Regions from separate parts of the Homo sapiens genome. Here region 2 is linked to region 1. The links are chromatin contacts, found by Hi-C or POLR2A ChIA-PET in ENCODE. All regions are on one chromosome and are shown on one strand. The core of a region is the stretch at or near the end of the contact, and the rest is flanking DNA. Distances in the headings are between cores, read along the strand shown. Region 1 holds the start of OTUD7B (OTU deubiquitinase 7B). Region 2 overlaps VPS45 (vacuolar protein sorting 45 homolog).

Evidence for each region. Hi-C counts contacts between places; a loop is a spot of excess contacts on that map. ChIA-PET counts read pairs that join two places held with the same protein, here RNA polymerase II (POLR2A). Pooled maps may share reads with other maps.
Region 2: a pooled map shows a loop between it and region 1 (10-fold over the local background). The contact joins the enhancer-like site here to the promoter of OTUD7B in region 1. A Hi-C loop is called at or near these places in 2 of 50 pooled maps. POLR2A ChIA-PET finds 5 or more read pairs at or near these places in 7 of 52 experiments (BJ, GM12878, OCI-LY7 and 3 more).

The regions. Positions count from the first base shown.
Region 1 is chr1:150,009,142-150,013,310 of GRCh38, reverse strand. OTUD7B (OTU deubiquitinase 7B) reads left to right here and starts at 2,585. Exons shown (of 12, transcript NM_020205.4): 1 at 2,585-2,863. It overlaps LOC124904413 (a long non-coding RNA gene), which reads right to left and starts at 848. Exons shown (of 3, transcript XR_007066598.1): 1 at 786-848. RefSeq lists silencers at 2,424-2,473, 2,734-3,023 and enhancers at 3,544-3,593, 2,958-3,840.
Region 2 is chr1:150,104,837-150,108,699 of GRCh38, reverse strand. All of the region lies in intron 13 of VPS45 (vacuolar protein sorting 45 homolog), which reads right to left. Among named protein-coding and RNA genes, the nearest start is that of VPS45, 39 kb to the right of the region's middle. Within about 2 kb of position 2,164, at least 2 of the 41 ENCODE cell types and tissues checked have a DNase peak (open chromatin) inside an H3K27ac peak, as active enhancers do.

The DNA.
Region 1 (4,169 bases), core at 1,336-3,835:
TTTCTGCTCTTGCTTAAAGTGATGTAAAAGCTCAGGGAGCTCCTTGAAGCAGCCCTTAGAATTGCTAAGACGAGTAAACAAAAACAGATCTCTAGGGTGGAAAAGAACTTTGGACAGAATAGCAGTTGAGGGTGTGTGGCCCTGTGTACACCGGTAGGATTTTGTCTGGTGCTTTTACCTTTTTTCCCTTACTATTCTACCTAGCAGCAAGAAATAGTCAACTGTGTTCTGGCTGCTGCCAATGTCTACATTAAACAGCTGCCTCTGAGCATCCAACCTAGTGCCAGCCTAAATGGCTGCATATCACTAGAGAAGAAGCCTCTAGTTTCTACGCAGAGAAACTGAGACACAGGAATGGGAAGGGAGTCACTTAATGGATTAGGGACTGGTTGAGCTGGGACCAGAACCCAGGTGGCCTGGCTCCCAGCCCAGCTGACCACACTGCTACCCACACAGCCTGGGCTGACCAAAGACAAGCAGCCCATTGAGCAACTGCACAAACAACAATGAATGATGGATGGTCAGAGCAAGAAATAGGCACAAAGCAACTGTGACCCCATCACTTCCTGGCCCCTAAATTTCCAGGCAAGCCTATAAAGTGTGGTCACTTAAATGACTTTGACCAGCAACTTGGCCCAGCTTTCAAATCTGGAGACCTTCTATGGTCACTGCCAAAAGAAAAAGTCTTATATTGAGGGTAGAGTGCCTTTGAGCTCCACGCCTGGTTCTATTAAGTCTGTGGCAGTGGCGTTAAGATTAGAAAGACATATTTATATGGGTATAACCTGGTTCTGGACAGCTGTGGTGAAACAAGGCAACTTTCAGATTTTGAGGCTCCTCTTCTACAGATCTGTGCTCCCATCTCAGATTTAACTAGCAAAGGGTAGGTGTGGTCAGTGATTGTTGTCACAATCATTCCAGAATGTTTGTGTAGAGTTACTAGAATTTCAGTCTTTTCATTCTAAAGTATTTTCATCCCTCTCACCTTTCTAGAACGACACCCTTTTCAGCTCCTTTCCAACGGCTGTAGCCAACTGATTCTACCCCAGAGTCCCAAGCGTCCACCCCCGTACCCTTCCAGTTCAGTTCAGTTAGAGTTCAGTTAGAGTCAATTTAGGTGACCAAATCTCATCCTGCTCTCCTCCTTAAATTTACCACTAAACGGTAGCTAAAATTTGTGGTCCCTTATACGCTTGAAGCCCACGCCAAATGACTTTACTTGTCAACCTCTATTGTATGTCTTGGATATGCCCCCATGCAAGGCACTCTGACTTGTTTGGCCTTAGCATGTGTGGACAGCCTTGGGCCCAGCCCTAAATTTTCGATTGTAAACCCAGGTGTATCCCTAAGAGATATAGCTGTCTAGGAAGTTTCCCTGTTTCAGGTGTCAGTTTCCTATTCTGAGCTAGACAATTCTAAAATGCCTATGCCCCACGCCTCCCCTTTAGAAACTGAGGAAGAAGTGAGGGGAAAGAAAAGTTGACTAGAGTATTTGTTTTTACATAGGCATAATGGGCACAATTAGGCAATACATTATTTTGAATATGCAGACCAGGTGCTATAATGTTAGGAATCTGAATTAAAATTTCAAATGTCTTTTGTTAGAGTATAGCCGGGGTTGGCATCGTTTTGTGTTTGTCATAAAGAGGTATTTACTAAATGGCCTTTCTTTCTTGAAACAGTCCACACAGGCCTAATACTTATTCATTCATTCAACAAATATGGAAGGTCTACTATGTGACAAGGATGGCTTATTATGTTCTCATAGCCATAGCTCATTGTCACTCAGGTAGGACACATACAAGTTCTGCTACATATAATATAGTTTTATGTATTTTACTAAATTGTAAAACCTTTGATGTCTGGGATTATGTCTTGTTAATTTTTGTATCCCCCTGTATCACTGAGAGCAGTGATACACATCACAGGGATACAATACATATTTGAATTATGCCATAATGTTTTAAAAGACATAACAAACGCACTAGAAGACATAACAAACGCACTATGTAAGTTTTTTTTACTGTTAGCAGTCTAAAGCAGATGTATCAACAGGGTATCACTGTTATGCAAGTAAATAAATATTAAGTGTTTACAGAGAAGGATATGTTCACTTCAAGAGTGAAGGAACAAGAGAAATATATAATTGGGTGGAGACTGGTGTGGAAGAAGCTAATCTTCCTCCGGTCACTCCAGAATGATTGTGTAGAGTTACTAGAATGTCAGTCTTTTCATTCTGAAGTATTTTCATCTCTCTCACCTTTCTACAACTACTCCACCCCTTTCAGCTCCTTCCCAACGGCTGTAGCCAACTGATTCTACCCCAGAGTCCTAAGAGTCCACCCTGTACTCCTCCAACTCCTGTTCAAGAATGCTCCAGACCAGGAGCTTTAGGGACTCGGGTCGGGAAAACACGGGGTCACGCGCGGGGCAAGCGCCAAACTGGCCGCAGCCTGGGGAGCGGCGCTAAAGGCGGGGCTGCGACGGGGCGGAGCGGGAGGAGGCCCGGGGGCGGCCTGGGTGTCACCACCAACCCGCTCCGGCCGGAAACTGGCGCCTGTTTCCGGCCGGACAGCAGAAAGCCACCGATCCTGAACCAGCCGCCGGAGCCGGAGTGGCGACCGGGTGCGGAGTGGGCAAAAAGCCACTGGGGGAGGCCAGTCCCGATCAGTCCTTTCTGGCTCCAGCTCCAGATCCCGTGCGGAGCAACAGCTGCGGTCGCAGTCTCCACCACCGCCTCCACCTCCATCGCCGTCGGGGGAGGGGCCGGCCGGACCCCGGGGTCACTGCCGAGGAATGAAGAGAGGCGGCCGGGCCCCGCGCTCCGCCCCGGCCTAGGGCCTTGCCCCGGGAGCCCGCGAGGGTAACGGAGCCCCCCGTCCTGACACCGTCCCCCGTCTGCTCCCGCCCCTCCCGGCTTCTCAGACTCGCAAACTCTGCTCCTCAGATCGCCACTGTCCCCTTTCTCCTTTCTGAATCTGTTTCACCCGAAGCCATCTCCCCTCGGCACTCCTTTCTCGCCCTGACTGCTCCTTGCTTCGTCCCGATCTTTCCTCCTCCCTTTCACCTGCGTCCTGCGTTCCTACCCCGCGCTCTCCAGCTCCCGGCCTCCCTTCCTGAGCTGTGCTGGCCAGTTTGGACGGTCCCCCCTTGTCAGCTAGACTTTCGGGAGGGATGGTGGAGTTTTAAGGTGATTAAGATGCAGTGTATTATCCCCACAGTAGGATAAAGTTCATTTAAAATCTCAATATAATACTAAAATGAAAAGCAAATAAGCTTATTCTTCCTATTGATAGCCAAACTAAGGTGCATACAGTAATGGAGGAAAGGCGAGAAAAAGGTGTGTGTGTGTGTTTGTGTGTGTGTGTGAGAGAGGGAGAGAGACGGAGGTTGACGGATTCTAGGGCAGTCTTAAGAACTTTAGAAAAAAGAAAAGTTGCCATGAGCCGATGGAAACTTTAGAAGCTGATGATGAGTAAGCCGGGGGCTGCGTGATCTCACTCTTCTCATAATTACTAGGTTAACGGTGTGGCTCCGGTCGGGATGGAATGGGATTTGTTTACTGGGCCGGCGTATTTTTAGCTTGTCGGCTCACAAGGACCAGCGCTCAGAGTCTCTTTCTCCCCGCTCGTGGTAGTCTTTCTTGTCTAACCTAGGTGGCTTCTCTGGGCACAATAAAGATGTAAAAATTTGAAATTAGAAACTGACTGGTGGAATTTTATGGAAGAAGTTCCCCACAAACTTTTCAGGCAGCTTTTCACGAATGCAAAGCCTAGAATTAGCAGGACGTTGACTTTTATTTTCCTTATCTTTTTATACGTACTACGTAACGCTTTGCTTAGAAATTCACATGCTGCTAATTTTTCAGTCTTTGGCCTCTAGTACTGTATATTTAGGAGATTTTTGAGGAGGCTGGATCCCTTTGTCTTTCAGAATCTATTTCAAAGGTGGAAAAGGACAGAGTAGAGAAAGAGGTGGCGGTAAGACTGGCTCCAAAGAGTTGCTAACCCCTAAATATTTAAAAAAGTTTCTATGCTATGTAACTTCTGAAAACATGTAGAAAATTTTCTTCCTACTAAATGAGATTGCATTCCTGATGGGGAGAAGACTTCAGGGACGGAAGCTGGGTGGCTAGGGAGAATCAGAGGTAGTTAAATATTTGCTGTGTA
Region 2 (3,863 bases), core at 915-3,414, 96 kb before region 1:
TTGACTTATCAGCAACATATGACTGAGGTGATCACTTGCTCCTCCTGGATATACCTTCTTCAATTGGTTTCCAGAAAATTTCATATTTGATTTTTTCCCTTGCTACTTTTCAGTATCCTTTTATGGTCCCACTTCATCTCTGTGACCTCTTAATTGTGGAATACTCAGAGCCCAGACATTGATCCTCCTTTCTTCTTAATCTAAACTCATTCTCTCCATCTGTTCCATTCAGTATAGTGACCACTTGTCACTTATGGTTATTTAAATTTAAATTAACCAAAATAAAATTAAATATTTAATTCCCCAGTAGCACTAGCCACATTTCAAGTGCTCAACAGCTACACTGACAAGTGGTTACATTACTAGTTACCAGAGAAACAGCACATTTCCTTCCCTGGATAATCACACCATTTTTTGGTTGTAAATACATCTGCTGATGGTTCCCAAATCTCCATCTCCAGCCCAGACCTTTCTTCTAAACTCCAGACTTAAATACCTGTTTACTTGACATTTCCATTTGGATGTTTAATTATTTCTCAATTCAACACATTTTAAATCCCCAATCTTCCCTAAGTCTGTTCTACCTATAGCCTTCCCTATCTTACTTGATGGTCACTTTAGCCTTCTAGTTGCTTGGGCCAAAAACTTTGGACTCATCCTAACTCTTCCTTTGGAGCAGAAGTGAAGTTGGGGACATAGTGAGAAAAAGAGGGAAAAGCATAAGCCAGCTCACACACCTCAAATCTCACAGGTCATGGGGTTCTCACAGGTTACTATGATCAAATTTGCTTTTTTTTTGAGACGGAGTCTTGCTCTTGTCACCCAGGCTGGAGTGCAGTGGTGCAATGTCAGCTCACTGCAACCTCTGCCTCCTGGGTTCAAACGATTCTCCTGCCTCAGCCTCCTAAGTAGCTGGGAATACAGGCGTGCGCCACCATGCCAGACTACTTTTTGTATTTTTAATAGAGACGAGGTTTCACCATGTTGGCCAGGCAGGGGGTCTTGAACTCCTGACCTCAGGTGATCTGCCAGCCTTCGCCTCCCAAAGTGCTAGGATTACAGGTGTGAGCCACCATGCCCAGCCAAATTTGCTTTTTTGAAGGATAGTTTTGGCAGCTGTGCAAGAATGAATTGGGTGTAACTGTTGGGAAAAGTTGGAGAATAAAAGGCTAGTGTAAGACTTCTGGGAAGATATGATGAAACCTAGAACTAAAGACATCCCAGAAAGGGTGAAGAGGAGGTACTGGATGTCCAGTCACAAAAAAATACATATTCTTCAGTATTTGGTCAATGACTGAATGTGGAGGATAGGGGTAAAGGGGGAGTCCATAACTTTGTTTTCTGGTTTTGGTAACTAGGTGTAGTGGTTTAGGTTTGAGAAAAAGGACATTTACTGTGCATAAGACAAAAACATGCTGTGTTTTAGATACCTGTGGAATATTCTAATGGAGATGCCCACTAGACATCTGTATATTCAGGTCTAGTGCTTTCCCCGAATATGTGGTAGCTGAAGCCATGGGAATAGATGAGTTTTATCTAGGGAGATCATGTAGAATGAGAAGAAAACCAAAAGACAGATTTTTTGCTGAGTCCCTAATAACTAAAAAACAAGTAAAAAGAGTAGCCAGCATTAGCAACTGAGAAGGACATTTTCAGAAAGGTAGGAGGAGAATCAGAAGGGAGAGGTTGAGGCCCAACTGAGTCTCAAGAAGAAAAGAATGGTTAATAGTGTGAAATGCAGCAGTGGGGAAAATAAGGTGGGAATTGAGAGTCCCCTGGATTTACTACTGTGATTTTGCAAGAAATGTTTTAGTGTGTTGTAGTGGAGTAAGGAGCCAGGCTACATGGATTGAAGAATTGAGAAACAGAAGACAGTGACTGTGGGCTTCTTTATCCAAAAAGCTTGGCTATGAAGGGAAGGACATAACTTACAGGAAAATCTAGGACCAAAGGCTTTAAATTTATTATTTAACAAAAGAAAATTGAGTATGATTATAGCCTGTGGAAAAGAAGTCGGCAGAGAAGAAGCTGAAAATAATGGGGTGATGGGGGGAGCCAGAGCCAGAGTGAGAGCAAGAGCGAGAGCAAGAGAGAGAAAATAACAAAGGCTTCAGAAGAGCCGGTAGGAAGGTAAAACCAGAGTGGTGGCATCTGACTTTCTGACTAGCGTAAGATGATATCTCAGTGTGGTTTTCATTTGCATTTCTCTGATGATCAGTAATGTTGAGCATTTTTTCAAGCGTTTTTTGGCCACTTGTAATTCTTTTGAGAAATGTCTTTTCATGTCGTTTGCCCAGTTTTTAATGGGGTTGTTTTTACTTATTGCGTTCCTTGTAGGATGTGGATGGTAGTCCTTTGTTGGAGGCATTATTTGTAGGTTGTCTGTTTATTCTGTTGGTTATTTCTTTTGCTGTGCAGAAGCCCTTTAGTTTAATTAAGTCCTACTTGTCTACTTTTGTTTTTGTTGCATTTGCTTTTGGGATCTTTGTCATAAATTCTTTGCCTAGGCCAATGTCCAGAAGAGTTTTTCCTAGGTTTTCATCTAGGACTTTCACAGTTTCAGGTCCCACATCTAGGCCTTTAATCCATCTTGAGTTAATTTTTGTATATGGTTAAGAGATAGGGGTCCAATTTCATTTTTCTGCATATGGCTGGCCAATTTTCCCAGCATAATTTATCGAGTGGGGTGTTCTTTCCCCATTGTTTATTTTTATCGACTTTATTGAAGATCAGTTGGTTGTAGGTATGTGGCTTTATTTCTGGGTTCTCTATTCTGTTCCATTGATCTATGTGTCTGTTTTTGTACCAGTACCATGCTGTTTTAGTTACTGTAGCCTTATAATATAATTTGAAGTCAGGCAATGTGACTCTGGATTTGTTTTTTGCTTAGGAGCACCTTGGCTATTCAGGCTTTCTTCTGGTTCCATATCAACTTTAGGATTCTTTTTCCTAATTCTGTGAAGAATGATGTTGGTAAATTGATAGGAATTGTGTTGAATCTGTAGATTGCATTGGGTAATATGATCATTTTAATATTGATTCTTCCAATCCATAAGCATGGGATGTTTTTCCATTTGTTTGTGTCATCTATGATTTCTTTCATCAATGTTAAGTAGTTCTCCTTGTAGAGATCTTTCACCTCCTTGGTTAAATATATTCCTAAGTATTTTGTGTGTCTCTTGTAAATGGGACTGAGCTCTTACTTTGATTCTCAGCTTGAATGTTATTGGTGCCTAAAAATGTTACTCATTTTTGTATGTTGATTTTGTATCCTGAGACTTTAATGAAATCACTTATCAAGTCTAGGAATCTTCTAGAGGGATCTTTAGGGTTTTCTAAGTATATAATCCTATTGAATGCGAACAGAGATAATTTGACTTCTTTTCCAATTTGGATGTCTTATATTTCTTTCTATTGCCTGATTGCTCTGGGTAGGGCTTTCAGTATGTTGAATAGGACCAGTGAGAGTGGACATCTTTGTCTTATTCCAGTTCTTAGGGGAAATGCTTCCAACTTTTCCCCATTCAGTATGATGTTAGCTGTGGGTTTGTCATATATGGCTCTTACTATTTTGGTTTATTAAAAAGTCAAAAAACAACAGATGTTGGCATGGATGCGGAGAAAAGGGAATGCTCATATACTGTTGGTTGGAATGTAAATTAGTTCAACCTCTGTGGAAAACATTATGGAACTAGCTCAAAGAACTAAAAATAGAACTAGCAATTAAGCCACAGGGAGGGGAGCAAATGCACAGGGTACATCCTTGCTCATGTCCCCTCTTCCTCCTTAAAAACAACAACGAAAAAAGGCTGGGCCTGGTGGCTTATGCCTGTAATTCCAGCACTTTGGGAGGCCAAGGCAGG